Regions from separate parts of the Homo sapiens genome. Here region 2 is linked to region 1. Evidence: chromatin contacts called from ENCODE Hi-C or POLR2A ChIA-PET data. All regions are on one chromosome and are shown on one strand. The core of a region is the stretch at or near the end of the contact, and the rest is flanking DNA. Distances in the headings are between cores, read along the strand shown. Region 1 holds the start of MIR31HG (MIR31 host gene). Region 2 has its middle 53 kb from the start of MIR31HG.

Region 1 (6,799 bases), core at 1,976-4,475:
TGTATTCGATAAAGCCATGATTAAGGATTTTCAAATGAGATTTATTTTTTCTGTTGTCTGCTGTATTTTAGTACAACCAATAACTACATCCTGACAAAAAAATTCAATTACATAATAAAGCAGAAACTTCTAGGAAGTCCGAAAGTAAGTTTTGTTCTCAGACTCTTTTTACTCCCCTCCATACTGCAAACCAGCACACATATATACAATCGATTTTTCCCCTTCATCTAGACTCTTACCAAAATTATTTTAATAATTTCCTGGACTGCCTTCTCACATAAGATGTGGATAAAAAAGCCTCAATATCCATAAATACAGCAAGCACTTATATTGTACAAATAAAATAACTGACTTACTTTCTAAACACTTAATTGTATTTAAAAAGATGACATAGTTAAGAAGTCCTCAGTGAAACTACAGTTTATAACACAAAGATCAAATTTCGCTGTTTCTTAGTTAAGATTGACCTACCCTAGATCCAACAAAAGTTGCTGTTTTTTTTCCTCACTTCCATAAAAATTTCTGAATCACTTGGGAGATTATTTCTAAGGAAATAGTTGTGAAACCAAGAAGCTGTTCAAACTTAAGCATCAATTCTTTTGTTAATTCATTTTATGATTAAAAGAACTACCAAAAACATTACTCTCTAAGAATCCTATCATTATATGTATTTTAAAGTGTCTTCAAAAAGCCATTTTATCTTAAAGCTGGATTTCATTCCTCAAATGTTAATAATCTGGGATTGCATCTCTTGCTTTTTTACAGTTAAAATTTGTTTAGAGCCCCCCCGATGTTTATATGCCAAAGCTACCTAGATACACACAATGAAGAAAAACTGTGGCAATTATATGAAAAATATAATGACATCTGTCATTAAATGTCAATGTTTCAAGTAAAACATTTCTTATAAAAACCTGTTACTGAAGAAAAGAACTGTTAAAGTACATGAATTAAAGTATTTTTAATTATCCCAAATACGTACCAACCAAATTTAACTACAGCTTAGTTTTTTAGGCAAACCAAGATGACTATTTTTTTTAATCTGAGAAAAACATGGTATGTAGAAAAATTCTATTTTATTCAGTTCAACACTCTTCACTTGAGGATATGAAATTTATAAGTATGCAATCTCCTTGAAATTGTAAAAATATAATACACAATTTTATACTACCTTCTAATTTTACTTCCTCAAGCATTTGTTGTAGTTTCTAGAATAGCTATCTAGCCATTACACTGTACATAAAAGTGATCCTCCAATTTATTTCCACTTCTAAAAAGATGCTTAAATATAGAATAAAGCATTTCATACCTCCCTTCTCGTTTAAAATTCCAAAAAGGGCCAACAATCCACATTATAGGTTAAACACTTTGTCTCTGTTATACACTTTTCAGAATTTATAAGACTGAAAAATTATAAAATTTCATCCAATGAATAATTCTGTACTTTATTAAAGTCTGGTTTCTCTAAACATTTACCTATCATCTAAGCAATATTAACATGTACAACAAAGTAGTAATATGGTATAAATAGAAAATAAACACTCCAAGCTGATAATTCCATAAGGTCTAATGATTCTATTAAAACAAACACAAATCAAAATTTTCCATTTTAGGGCCCCAAATTCAACTTGAAACATTTTTTATATGATAAGATTAAAGCAGCTGCCCAATTTTCAGGAAGCTCTGTCTCAAGTTAAGGAAAAAAAGAGAAAGGAGGAACTATAGTTCTTTGGGTGACTTAAATCACTGCCTTTTTTACTTTTTTTGCCTTAAAATCAAGATAAAGTTCTCACCTAAAGATTAACCTCTGAAGACAATGAAAAATAACCAGGATTGGACTTTAAAAAACAACTTAAAAGTCAGCCCCCTCATACAAAACTCGACAACAAATAAACCTAGACTTAACTGTCATTTTCAAATCCAATTTTTACCTGAATTGGTAAAAATTTATTTAAAACAAAATGCAAAATACAATATTGTTTCAATTTTGGCCCAGGAGATAAACACTTTAATGCAGAGTTAATAAACTCCAGCGAATAAATAGGATCATTTTCCTAATTTCACTTCAAAGCTGCCAGGATTTCAATAAGGAAGTTCAAAGGCCCGATTCCAGAAACTAGAGGTCCCCGGAAAGTGAGGGGCGTCTGGCCACAGCCTCAGTTCCAAACCAGGTATAGTTCTTGAGCTGTCATTCTTAGTCCTATTACCACTAATACAAGGTCAAAAAAACGGTCCTGTAAGGTGTCAATTAAGGGGTCACTTTTGCCTAAGGTTTCCTTAACTTCTCTCCTAGTGAAGCCGCTCTAAGTGAACATTTCCGCTGTGTTTTTTTTAATGACTGCCATTGTCTCGCTGGAGAATCGGAGGCTCTTTTAGAAGTACTGTTGGAAAATTCAGGATTTTACAAAACATTTTCTCAGCTGTACAGGGCAAAAACAAACTTTAATCCTACTAGCCATGGGTGTAAACCACAAGCCTAATTTCTCTTCTAAGAAGGGAAAGCTTAGTTAAGTTTTAAAGTGACAGTAATTTTAGGTGGTAAAATGAGCTCAACTCAAACATCGCTGTATGAAAGCGCTCTCCGCCAACACGCTCATGGACACACACAACTCCTTCCTCGAGGTTTAGGGACAGAGAGCGAACCTGTGACTTCGGGCCAGGATGACGACCTGAGATTTGGACAAGAGGAGGCGGCGGTTCCGCGAAGAGCCAAGGGCGGCCGGCGCTCCGGGATGCGCCGGACCCCGCGGCGCATCCTCGTTTGGGCGCCAACGGGCGCCGGCGGTCCTCGGACCCGGGTGTCGACTGCCGTGTGCCCACTGCCGTGTGCCCAGGCCCCGAAGCCTCCTCAACTCCTTGAGGGGCGCCTCCCTAGCCAGCTCAGCGCGCAGCGGGACCAAGGCTCTCCCAGCTTACCTGCGGGTCCGAGTAGGAGGACAGAAGCGCCGCCCGGCCTCGCCCAAGCGCACACGAAGGGGCCGCTTCCCGCCCCCCGCACCCCAGACCAGGCGGCTCACGGAACACCGCCTCCCAGCTCTGGCCCGGGACCAGGCGGTCCCCCAGCCGGCTTCGGCGCCGCGGCCGGGGACGCGCGTCTTCCTTCTCCAGGCGCCGGACGTGGAACCTGCGAGCCCCTGGCGGCGCCCCAAGTTATGCACAGGTCGCAGCTGCTCACCAAGCTCCTCCTGGGAGGCCGCCCTGGTCCCCGAGAGGGGCGCGCGGGAGTGGACGTTCCCGCACCTTCGCCCCATCCACACCTGCCGCCGCCGCCGGGGCCGCCAGCGCCGTGGCTCCGCCCCGGCTCCGCCCCTCGCCGCCCCCGGCTCCCGCTCCAGCCGCCGCCGCGACCGCCGCGGAAAGGAGGGGGAGGGAAGAGGCGCCTGGACGGGGCTGCGGGAGCGGCCGTGCTGAGCCTCCTCCCTTGGGCCCGGACGGGACCCAGGTTTCTCCACTGCAACGCAGCTCCCGAGTGACGGAATTTTGTGGGGGAAGCGGCGGCCACTACGCTCGCTTTTGGCACAGTAGCCCTTTGCGGGTGGGAGCTTCTCGCAGTCAGAGCTAAGGGAGAGGGAGTCCACCTGCAAGAGCCAGAGCTCGCCCTTGTACTCTCCGAATGCAAACTTAGCAAATTGAACAGCGGAAGTACTTCCTTGGTCGGACCCCTGCTCTTCTAGGGGTCTTCTAGAAACGTGGCGGCTATCACAGGCCCCGTGGTATAACTGGCATTTGGAAAACGAGGGTGTTTTTCCATCTGGAGTGGCCTCTCTCCTATCCTCAACCCTCCGTGTCCTTCGACGCCTCTCTCAGATGCCATCTCCACCAAGAATTTTTTCCGGGTACCCACCTGCGCCCAGATTTGATTCCGCCCTCTTTGGGACAGCCTGGGTGCTCTGAACCTTTCCACTGCCCCTTCAGGTGTATGAGAGCGCCTTGTGAAATGCATGGGCCATCGTTAGTTATTTTTATTGCAATATGTGGTTTCATATTCAGTACTGTAGTATACAAGCAGAGATATTTATGCTTTCACAACACTTTTCATTTGGGTTTGAATTCCTTAAACATGAAGACTATAGTAAGTTGCCCATCTCTGGAAGTAAATACTGAGGGGTACATGGCAGGGTAATCCGACCCGATGACCTAGCCAGAAGTTCTGGCTGTCCTACTCAACTATGCCCTCCGCAAGCCCAGCATGGTAGCCTTTCACCTGGATTTGAAGGGGAAAATTGTATTTCTCTCTGAATGTAATTACATTTTGGCAAAGGTCAGTCTAGTTACCACCAAAAAATATTCTACGAGTTGAAGGGTGGGGGTGGGAGCGTCAGAGCAAGGTTAATAGTGGTATTTTATTGATTTTGAAGTAAATATAACTCTACGTAGTCATTTGTTCAACCAAAACGAAAAATATTCATCAAATATTCCCTAATAAGTTGGTACTCATTTCCTTAGCCACTTTAAAAAACACAAGTCAAATATAATTGATTATATAAATTGTATTTGCATGAAGATTTGAGTCCAAGGACTATAAGAAAGATTCAAATTTTAAATTTTCTGCATACGATATGGTTAAATAAAATGTTTGTATACTATTTCCTATACCTAAGTGTATGTTTTGAGTTGAGATGTCAGTAGTGTTTAATGGTTAATAGTGTTAAGTAAACGACAGCTAGGAATCACTACAGTTAGCTTAGAACAGGTTGAATTTATGAACTCCCATTTTAAAGAACTGAGAAATCTCAAACCATATGACTGCCTTGACCAAGAAATAAAAAAAATTAAACAGATTCTTAATATTAAAATTTCTGAAAATTTTGAAAAATGAATTTTTAAAATTAACAGTCCTAGTATTTTTAAAAAGCAAATATTTTAGAAATCATGAAAAATGTACCTTAAGATGTAAAAGAGGATAAACCTCAGAGCTAAGGTCTTTTTAAAAATGTAGTTAGTGAAACCTATTCATGGAAAACTCAAAAGCATTCTTTGAAGTGAAAAAAGTACTCTAAATTTATTATGGAAAGTATAGTATCATTGAACTCAAATAGCTATTTTAAACATCGTAATTCTGTGAGTAACAAGAAAAAAAAGCTTTCCTTATATGTGAATCCCACTAGGCAAGACTTTGTCCAAAGTCCAACAGAAAAAAATATTGAATAAACAAGCATAAGCATCTCATTCGTGGAACATATTTTTAAGCTTTTATACAGAAGCCCAAAATAATATTATAGAAAAGATTACACAATTGCATAGCCAAAATTATATATCATAATATTATGAATAGCAAAGAAGCAAAGAAGGAATAATTCACCTCAAATAGCAAATAAACAAAAAGTGTCTTAAGCCCATAGTATCTTTTAGACTTCAACTGAGGCAAGCAAGCTGTTTGGCCCAAGACAAATATACATAATATCACAGTAAACCCAGAGCTAATAGAATACAGCCATAAGAGGCCCACATTGCAAACACACAGGCATCTGTAGCTAAAACTATCAAAGGGGCTTGCCCAGGGTACTTCACATACAACTTTTTGTTCCATCTTACTTCATTATAATGACAGCATCATCTTGAATGTGAGAATTTCCTCCTCAACCTTTACCTGCAAGTAAAAGATGAACCACTACTCATTTTCTAGTTGTACCCTAAAATGAATAAATAAGTCAAAGTTTCTACTGGCATTTAAATTATTTCTAAATATATTACTTACAAAGCTTAATGTATTATTTTAGTGATTAATAATTTCTGTACCATAAAACTTGTTCTGTATTAGTTATCACGTCTTTATACATCCACTGGTAATCAAGGACTTTCAGAAGAGAGTAGAATACAATCTTTATTTTATTTAAAGTTTAAATATATGTATTTAAGATACATATGTGTATGTGTGTGTATACATATGTATGTGTGTGTGTGTATATATATATATATAAATATAAATATAAAATGCACCCACACACATGAAGTACAGGACAAATGGGAACAGAAATGCCAAAACAATCTTTTTCCAAAATAAATATTTATAATAATTATAAAATAAATTATTAACAGAAAGTATACAAAGTGTGCTTTCCATTTCATTTTTAGTTTACTTATTTAGAAATGTTTTTGCATGTAAGCAAACCCAAATTCTGGTGATTATTATTAGTATTGTTTTTGAACAATGAGGTGGTGCAAGAAGCATTGGAAAGAATTTCTTAGCGGTCTCTCTGGCATTTTTTGAAGTTCTAATAAGCTTTTATGTGGAAGTTAGCAGATAATTTCAGTTTAAGTGATTTGACTGATGACATCGACAAATATTTTAATGTCTTCTTTATAGTAGACATGTTATAGAAAAACTTTATATATAAAAAGTTTATATACAGAAAACTTGCTAAAAAGTATTTTATAGTTCTTTACGTAGAAAAACTTGCTAAAAAGACAACACTATAAATATCTATGCAAATGTTATTATCTGTTCAAACTAGATGGTGGGTGTATGAATATCTGGCATCATTTTGAAATGTTTCATAATTAAGAATAAAAGTTGAAATAAGAATATATAACAACGGTAAATGAAATATTGAAATTATTTTAAAAATATTTGTGATTCCCCATTTATCCTTATATAACCTTTAGCACGTTAAAGCATTTAAATGGATTATCTTCCATTTGTAGCCTTTTTTTTTTTTGTAGCTACAATCTCATGCCTGCTACTTTTGAATAATACAGTTCTCACTGTGAAGAGCGAGGTGAGAAGGAAGCATTTTTGGTACATGTAGAAAGGTGAAAATTAATTTTTCTAAAAGAGACAGTGTCATGCTTTTCAAAA
Region 2 (6,799 bases), core at 1,144-3,643, 52 kb after region 1:
AAAAATGGGCAACCAGCCTCCCTTGGCGCTGCTCTGTCTATGAAGTAGCCATTCTTTTATTCCTTTACTTTCTTAATAAACTTACTTTGTCTTTACCCTGCAGACTCACCCTAAATTCTTGTGTGAGATCCAAGAACCCTCTCTTGGGGTCTGGATCCAGACCTCTTTCTGTAACACTAGCTCTGGGAAGAATCCTAACTTAACACTGTAAGTATGCTATTCAATTTAATCTTTATAACAACCATATAAAGCAATTCTCATAAGCTCCATTTTACAGATAAGGAAGATGAGGAAGGGTTCAAGAGTTTAAGTAACTTACCCAAATTCAAACTGATAATAAATAGTGGTGACATGATTATAACTCACACCTATTTGTGACTCAGGAACTGATTCTCTCCTGACTTACTATGATGTGCCTCCATCTAACCCTTATTTCAATATCTCACATTATAGTCATGTATGTGACTGTTTCTTCCATAAATTGCTTAAAGGAAGGTATTATTTACTCTAGATGCCTGTTGCCACTACAATGCATTACATATGCAAATTTTAATGTTCGTTGTAATAAAATTAAATCAAATTCCTTTTCTGCCACTTTCAACCGAGATATTTTTCAGCTGTTGTAACCTCTAACTCTGATTCTTCTTTTTTTTTTTTTTTTTTTTGAGATGGAGTTTCACTCTTGTTGCCCAGGCTGGAGTGCAATGGCATGATCTCGGCTCACCACAACCTCCGCCTCCTGAGTTCAAGCGATTCTCCTGCCTCAGCCTCCCGAGTAGCTGTGATTACAGGCATGCACCACCACACCCAGCTGATTTTTTTGTATTTTTAGTAGAGACGGGGTTTCTCCGTTTTGGTCAGGCTAGTCTCGAACTCCCGACCTCTGGTGATCCGCCCACCTTGGCCTCCCAAAGTGCTGGGATTACAGGCGTGAGCCACCGCGCCCGGCTAACTCTGATTCTTTTGGTAGAGATAGGGATACTCATTAATTTAGTCACCACATGAGGGGTGAGTGAATCAATGCTGATGCTGGTAAATTTTTCACTTTTATACTTCTGCAATGCTGACAAGGCTGCTGATGTATGACAAACATCTTGGCTCAGCTCAGATGAATAAAACCAAATTGTTTGTACATGCTAATGTAATAGATGGCCCTCTTTGCTCTTACAGAAATTGCAGCTTGATTATTAATTATAAATGCCCTAGGACTATGTGCTTTTGGCAAGCTACAAGTTCTTCCTTGTCTAAGTTTTTCTTTACTTTTCAGAATGAAAAATGAAGAAATGAGCCATATTTGTATCAAGGGAAGTACACAGTTACAAACCAAGCTATGGTTTTGAGAATTTAATTACTATTGCTAATCTGCTTAAAAGTGACTAAAACCAAATAAGTGGCTCAAATTTTTGCTTCATAGATTCTTTATAGATGCAAAATACATTGACCCTCCAGACCAATACATTTTGGCCTTAACACTGGAGCAGCAATTGGCTTTGCTCTAGACCTGTATAATTCTCATTTTGCTTGATCTCCTCAGGAGATCAATGTGCACATCAGCACATTTCCCCAACTCTCAGTTGCCAAATTAGCATCTCCATCTGCCCTGTCTACACAAGTTTGTCGGATTATTGAACTCCTGATTGGCTACATTCTGACATAAGTGCTTTCTTTAGATAACACCTTCCCTTCCTTGTTATTGGTTTTTCTTGGGTTCTGTCTTTGAATTTACCTGTTCTTTCAAAGGACTCAGCAGGCTGCATGGCTGCAAAGCAGGTGCAAGGGCTAAAAAGACTCAGCAAATTATACTCTAAGAGCAAAGTCCAAAGAGTCAGAGGGGAAAAAAAGGAAGAATTAAGATAATTCCAAGAGAGGCCACTATGGAAGTGAACTATTGATCTTTCTGTAGAGATGAAGAACAATCTGGGAGGTATAAGGAGAAGAAAATTAAATTGACAGTCATCTATTTTAAGTGGTCCAAACCAAATGATCAAACCAAAGCATTTCATTGAGTTTCTTGAACTACCACTGGTTGTTGCAAAAATGTATTCAATGTCATTAAAACAACTCTTATTTGTCTAATTCAACTGAATTGTTCAACCTTCACTTAGTGTTTCAGCCTAGCAAAGGAAATATGAGAATGAGCAAAATCCTAGTTATTTTTACAGGCTTAATTGCATTCTTACATTTCCAAATGACAATTCACCCTAGAAAGCCCCACCCAATTGAATTTCCTGCTCTTCATCTATTTTTCACAAGTTTCTCTTTCTAAACTTATTCTTTCACTCACCTTTTCCTCTCCACATCTTTTCAAATTTCAAAGAGGCAGTGGTTGGGGCATAGCCAGGTTTGGGCAATAGGCTTAGGGCAGGAAGGTGTGGTTAGGGTGGAGGTGGTAAGAAGGCATTCTAGCTCTTTTATTTTCGCATTTCAGGTCTTGGTAAAATGCAGTCTTTGTATGTGTGGGTGTTTTTCTATGATGTGCAGGTATGCACAACTCTATTCCCTCAAATGAGTAACCATGAGTATGTCAATCTTGGAATAGCCTATGAATTTATATTACCTACAGAGGAAACTGTGCAGTCAGAGGCAATTTCACATGGTGCTCAACTTTCCAAATAATGCAAACAACCAAAATTATTTCACAAAAAGAAATTAGGGAGATTGATTTTTTTCATTTCATTTTTGAGTGGGAATAATCATATTCTCAGTAAGGCATTTATTTGAAAATCATCACTCTGAATGGATAAATACCTTCATAGGCACAAGCCAAATTTAATTCAGCATTGTTATGGCAACATCAACATAATAAACTATTAATTTATTAACAAAAGGCAATAATTTAGTTATATACAGGGAGTTTCTGAGAACATATGCCCAGAAATCTTTATAGAAAGATGTTTTGTGAACAGTTTATGGCTTTGGTGTTAAGTGTTTAGAAATGATGCTCTGTAGCCAGGCACGGTGGCTCACGCCTGTAATCCCAGCACTTTGGGAGGCCGAGGCGGGCGGATCACCTGAGGTCAGGAGTTCGAGACCATCCTGGCTAACACGGTGAAACCTCATCTCTACTAAAAATACAAAACATTAGCCGGGCGTTGTGGCGGGCGCCTGTAGTCCCAGCTACTCAGGAGGCTGAGGCAGGAGAATGGCGTGAACCCGGGAGGCGGAGCTTGCAGTGAGCCGAGATCATGCCACTGCACTCCAACCTGGGTAACAGAGCGAGACACTGTCTCAGGAAAAAAAAAAAAAAAAAAGAAATGATGCTCTGTAGTCAAAAAATGTTGAAGCAGAATGAAGCCTTAGAGACTACCTGGTACTATCTGTCACTTTACAGAAAGAAAATGGGTAGCTCCTAATTGAGTAACTCCAGGTCATTCCCCTCATTAGAAGTAGAGGCAGAGAAGCAGGATCCCTCATTCTGCACCTTCCATTAAGCCAAACTGACTTTTCTTTTCTTTTTTTTTTTTTTTTTTTGAGACAGAGTCTGGCTCTGTCACCCAGGCTGGAGTGCAGTGGCGCAACCTCAGCTTACTGCAACATCCGCCTCAGGAGTTCAAGTGATTCTCCTGCCTCAGCCTCCAGAGTAGCTGGGATTACAGGCGCCCACCACCACGCTTGGCTAATTTTTGTGTTTTTAGTAGAGAGGCGGTTTCGTCATGCTGCCAGGCCTGTCTCAAACTCCTGACTTCAAGTGATTTGCCCCCTCGGCTTCCCAAAGTGCTGGGATTTCAGGTGTGAACCACTGCTCCCAGCCCCACACTGTCTTTTAGGGCTCCTTTTCAATCTAGGATGTCACAATCCTGAGCAAACTCTATCAGGACCATAAGTGTTGAAAGAAATAAAACATTCTTGAGTTTTTAACATTGTAAAGACTAGTGTAGATGGCATAAATGTTCATTGAGACCTTAAGTTCAATCAGGTATAGTTATGCTTTGATATTAATGTCCATATATTTGTCTCCTGCCAAAATAATTATTTTATAGTTATAGCAATTTAAGAAAGTTTCAATGCAATGTAAATAGACATTTAAAATATGTAGAGAGCACTCTGATTCCCAAATTCATTATGAATGACACATGAACAGTGTAAGGGAAGCTTAATTTCACCTTTTTTTCTTATTTAAGAACTCACACAAATTTCATTACAAATAGAAAAGTCAATATTAAGTTGAATTTTCCATACAAGTAGATTTGTAATGGAAAAAGGAGATAGGCGCAACAAACTAACTCCGTATGAAATTTAGAAGGTTGGTTGGAAAAGCCCGTGGCTAATTTTCAGGAGAGGATCAATTCCATTCTGATTTTAGTGAATGATGTGTAATTATCCTTTTCCTTAGATTTCAATTGAAAATTTCTTTTCTTCTTTAGTTCTTAAATCTGCCTTTAGTTATTTGACACAGTACATTTGAAGTAAACATGTAAAGTATACTCAGGGATAAAAAATATAAATTATTTTCCCCATCATAATTCTGTGAATTTGTGTTCATAGATCTGCATAAATTACATACCTTTCTGAAATTTTCTGATGCAATTTAAAAAACAACCTTCTTTTGAGATACTTCTTTTTCTGATTGTTTCTTATCCAATTTTCATTTTTTCTAATTTTTCCAATGATAGGATTCTTTCATATACATTTTTTTCTTTGTAGACACAGGGTTTTGCTTTGTCATCCTGGACAAAGTGTCATCTTGGAGTGTAGTGGCACAATTATAGCTCACTGCAGCCTCGAACTCCTGGGCTCAAGTGATCCTCCCATCTCAGCCTCTAGAATATATGTAACTACAGGTGCTGGCCACCACACCTGGCTTAATTTTTCCAATGACATCAGAGAAGAGAGAGGAAAAACAGGAAGTGAAACAGACAGACAGACTTGGGAATATACGTAAAGGTTATTGTTTTTGTTGGTTTGTTTGTTTGTCATCAGTGTTAACATCAAAATTGATAAGCCATATCGACAGCATATACCCTTTATGTGACTAGAATAGTGCTCTACCTCTGTGGTCTTTTTTCCAAAAGCACATAATCCCCACCTAATCACAAGAAAACCATCAGCCAAATCTCAGTGAAAGAAGTTCTACAAAATGCCTGACCATAATCCTCAAAACTGCCAAGGTCATTGAAAATTAAGAAAGTCAGGGAAACAGGAGCCTATGGAAAGATGACTATTAAATGTAATGTGGTATCCTGGATGGGAATCTGGAACAGAACAAGAATACCAGGAAAAAAATGAGAACAACTTGATAAAATGTGGACTTTAGTTAATAAAAATTATCAACATTGGTTCATGAATTGTGACAAATTATCTCACATTACCATACTAATGTAAGATCTTAACAATAGGGGAAATTGGATGTGAGTATATGGGAACTCTCTGAGCTATCTTTCAATAATTCTGTTAATCTGAAACTGCTCCAAAATGTACAGTTTATTTTCTATAAGAAGCATATTAGCATCCCTGTATAGAGGAAGAGGAGGGGGAGGGCATTCTAGCAGAAGTTACAGCCTATGCAAAGGCATCCACGATATCACCTAGCCCATGGCTCCTCCCCTTCCATTTTACCTTTGAAGGAATCTAGACCCAGAGTCCTCAATATTCTATTCCTTAGCTCCCCCTATTCCAATGCAAATGGAATCAGTGAAAGAACAATGGAGTTGGGAGATGGAAATCTGGGTTTCAGTTCTGTTTCTCCCACTTCCTAACCATAAGACCTTGAGCAAAGTGCTTATAGTCTTTAAACAGGTTTTTGTTTTGTTTTGTTTTGCTTTTTATAGAACTAACAACTCCTGCTTAATTAGTGAGACTGTTGCAAGGATCAAAAGAGAAAACAGATGTGAAAAAACAAGTGAAAGCTGTGATTATTTTCATTTCCCACATCCTGATTGCTCTATCAATCCCCCTCCCACTCAAACCCCAGTGACAACTTTTAGTTACACTCGTTGGCTCTGCAGGCTCTGGGAAGGAAAGCTTATCTTAAGTTCCCAGACTAAAGGCCCATGTGCCAGGTAGTTGGCTGTTTCTTTGTTGATTAGCCTCAGAGTGATGCTGCAATGGGTAAAATGGTAGCAGGAGCAATGAGGAATAATGAGTTTCATCCTAGGCGTCACTTGTTCGCACCCGCTAGCCTAGGAGATGATTATACTAGAGGGATTTGATGCAAGCATAGGTCAGAAAAACAGAGTTCAAAACACACACACCATCTTTTGCTGCATCAGTTAGTATCTCTATATTTCAGTTTTCTCATCCAAAAAATGTGGATTATATTTTCTACTCTACATACTTCCCATAATACCCTAAATTTATTATAGAAAATACCACATATTAAAATTATCCCCTCACCAGTGTCTCTAAAATAAGATTACAATTTCCCTCATATCATAAAGCAGTTCTTGTTTATAGTTATATACTCAGTATTTGGTATATATTAGATGTTAAACAAATGACTGGTAAATTTAAAATTGGAAATTCTATGTGTCAGATTTCATATCCATGACTAACTCCATTACCTCATATAACCTTTGGAATCACTCGGGGGTGGAGGTAGTGGGGTGAATTAATATGCTCATTTTACAACTCAGGTTCTGAGAAGTGACCAAGTACAGGCTTCCACCCCAGGCCCTGGCTCTTGCAAATCTGAATACCCACGTCTGGAATGCTCTGCTCCCAGACGTCATAGCAGTTCACTCTCTCACCTCTTACAAGTTTTTACAGAAATGTCACTTTCTCCTTGAGGGCTTCTCTAACCAGTCTATGTAAAATTTCAAATCTTATTCTTACCCACAACTCCCTCTTTCAAAGCCTGCTT

The links. A loop is a pair of places that touch in the nucleus more often than their neighbours do. ChIA-PET counts read pairs that join two places held with the same protein, here RNA polymerase II (POLR2A). Pooled maps may share reads with other maps.
Region 2: a loop to region 1 is called in a map of mammary epithelial cell, with 3 times the contacts of the local background. The contact joins the enhancer-like site here to the promoter of MIR31HG in region 1. A Hi-C loop is called at or near these places in 7 of 168 maps with a recorded cell type or tissue (CD4-positive, alpha-beta T cell, CD4-positive, alpha-beta memory T cell, aorta and 4 more) and 7 of 50 pooled maps. POLR2A ChIA-PET finds 5 or more read pairs at or near these places in 8 of 52 experiments (CD8-positive, alpha-beta T cell, HCT116, Panc1 and 4 more).

Annotation. Positions count from the first base shown.
Region 1 is chr9:21,556,573-21,563,371 of GRCh38, forward strand. MIR31HG (MIR31 host gene) reads right to left here and starts at 3,226. Exons shown (of 3, transcript NR_152879.1): 1 at 2,917-3,226. RefSeq lists an enhancer at 2,001-2,787.
Region 2 is chr9:21,609,683-21,616,481 of GRCh38, forward strand. No RefSeq gene overlaps it. Among named protein-coding and RNA genes, the nearest start is that of MIR31HG, 53 kb to the left of the region's middle. Within about 2 kb of position 2,394, at least 3 of the 41 ENCODE cell types and tissues checked have a DNase peak (open chromatin) inside an H3K27ac peak, as active enhancers do; they include HCT116 and mammary epithelial cell, where a contact is called at or near this core.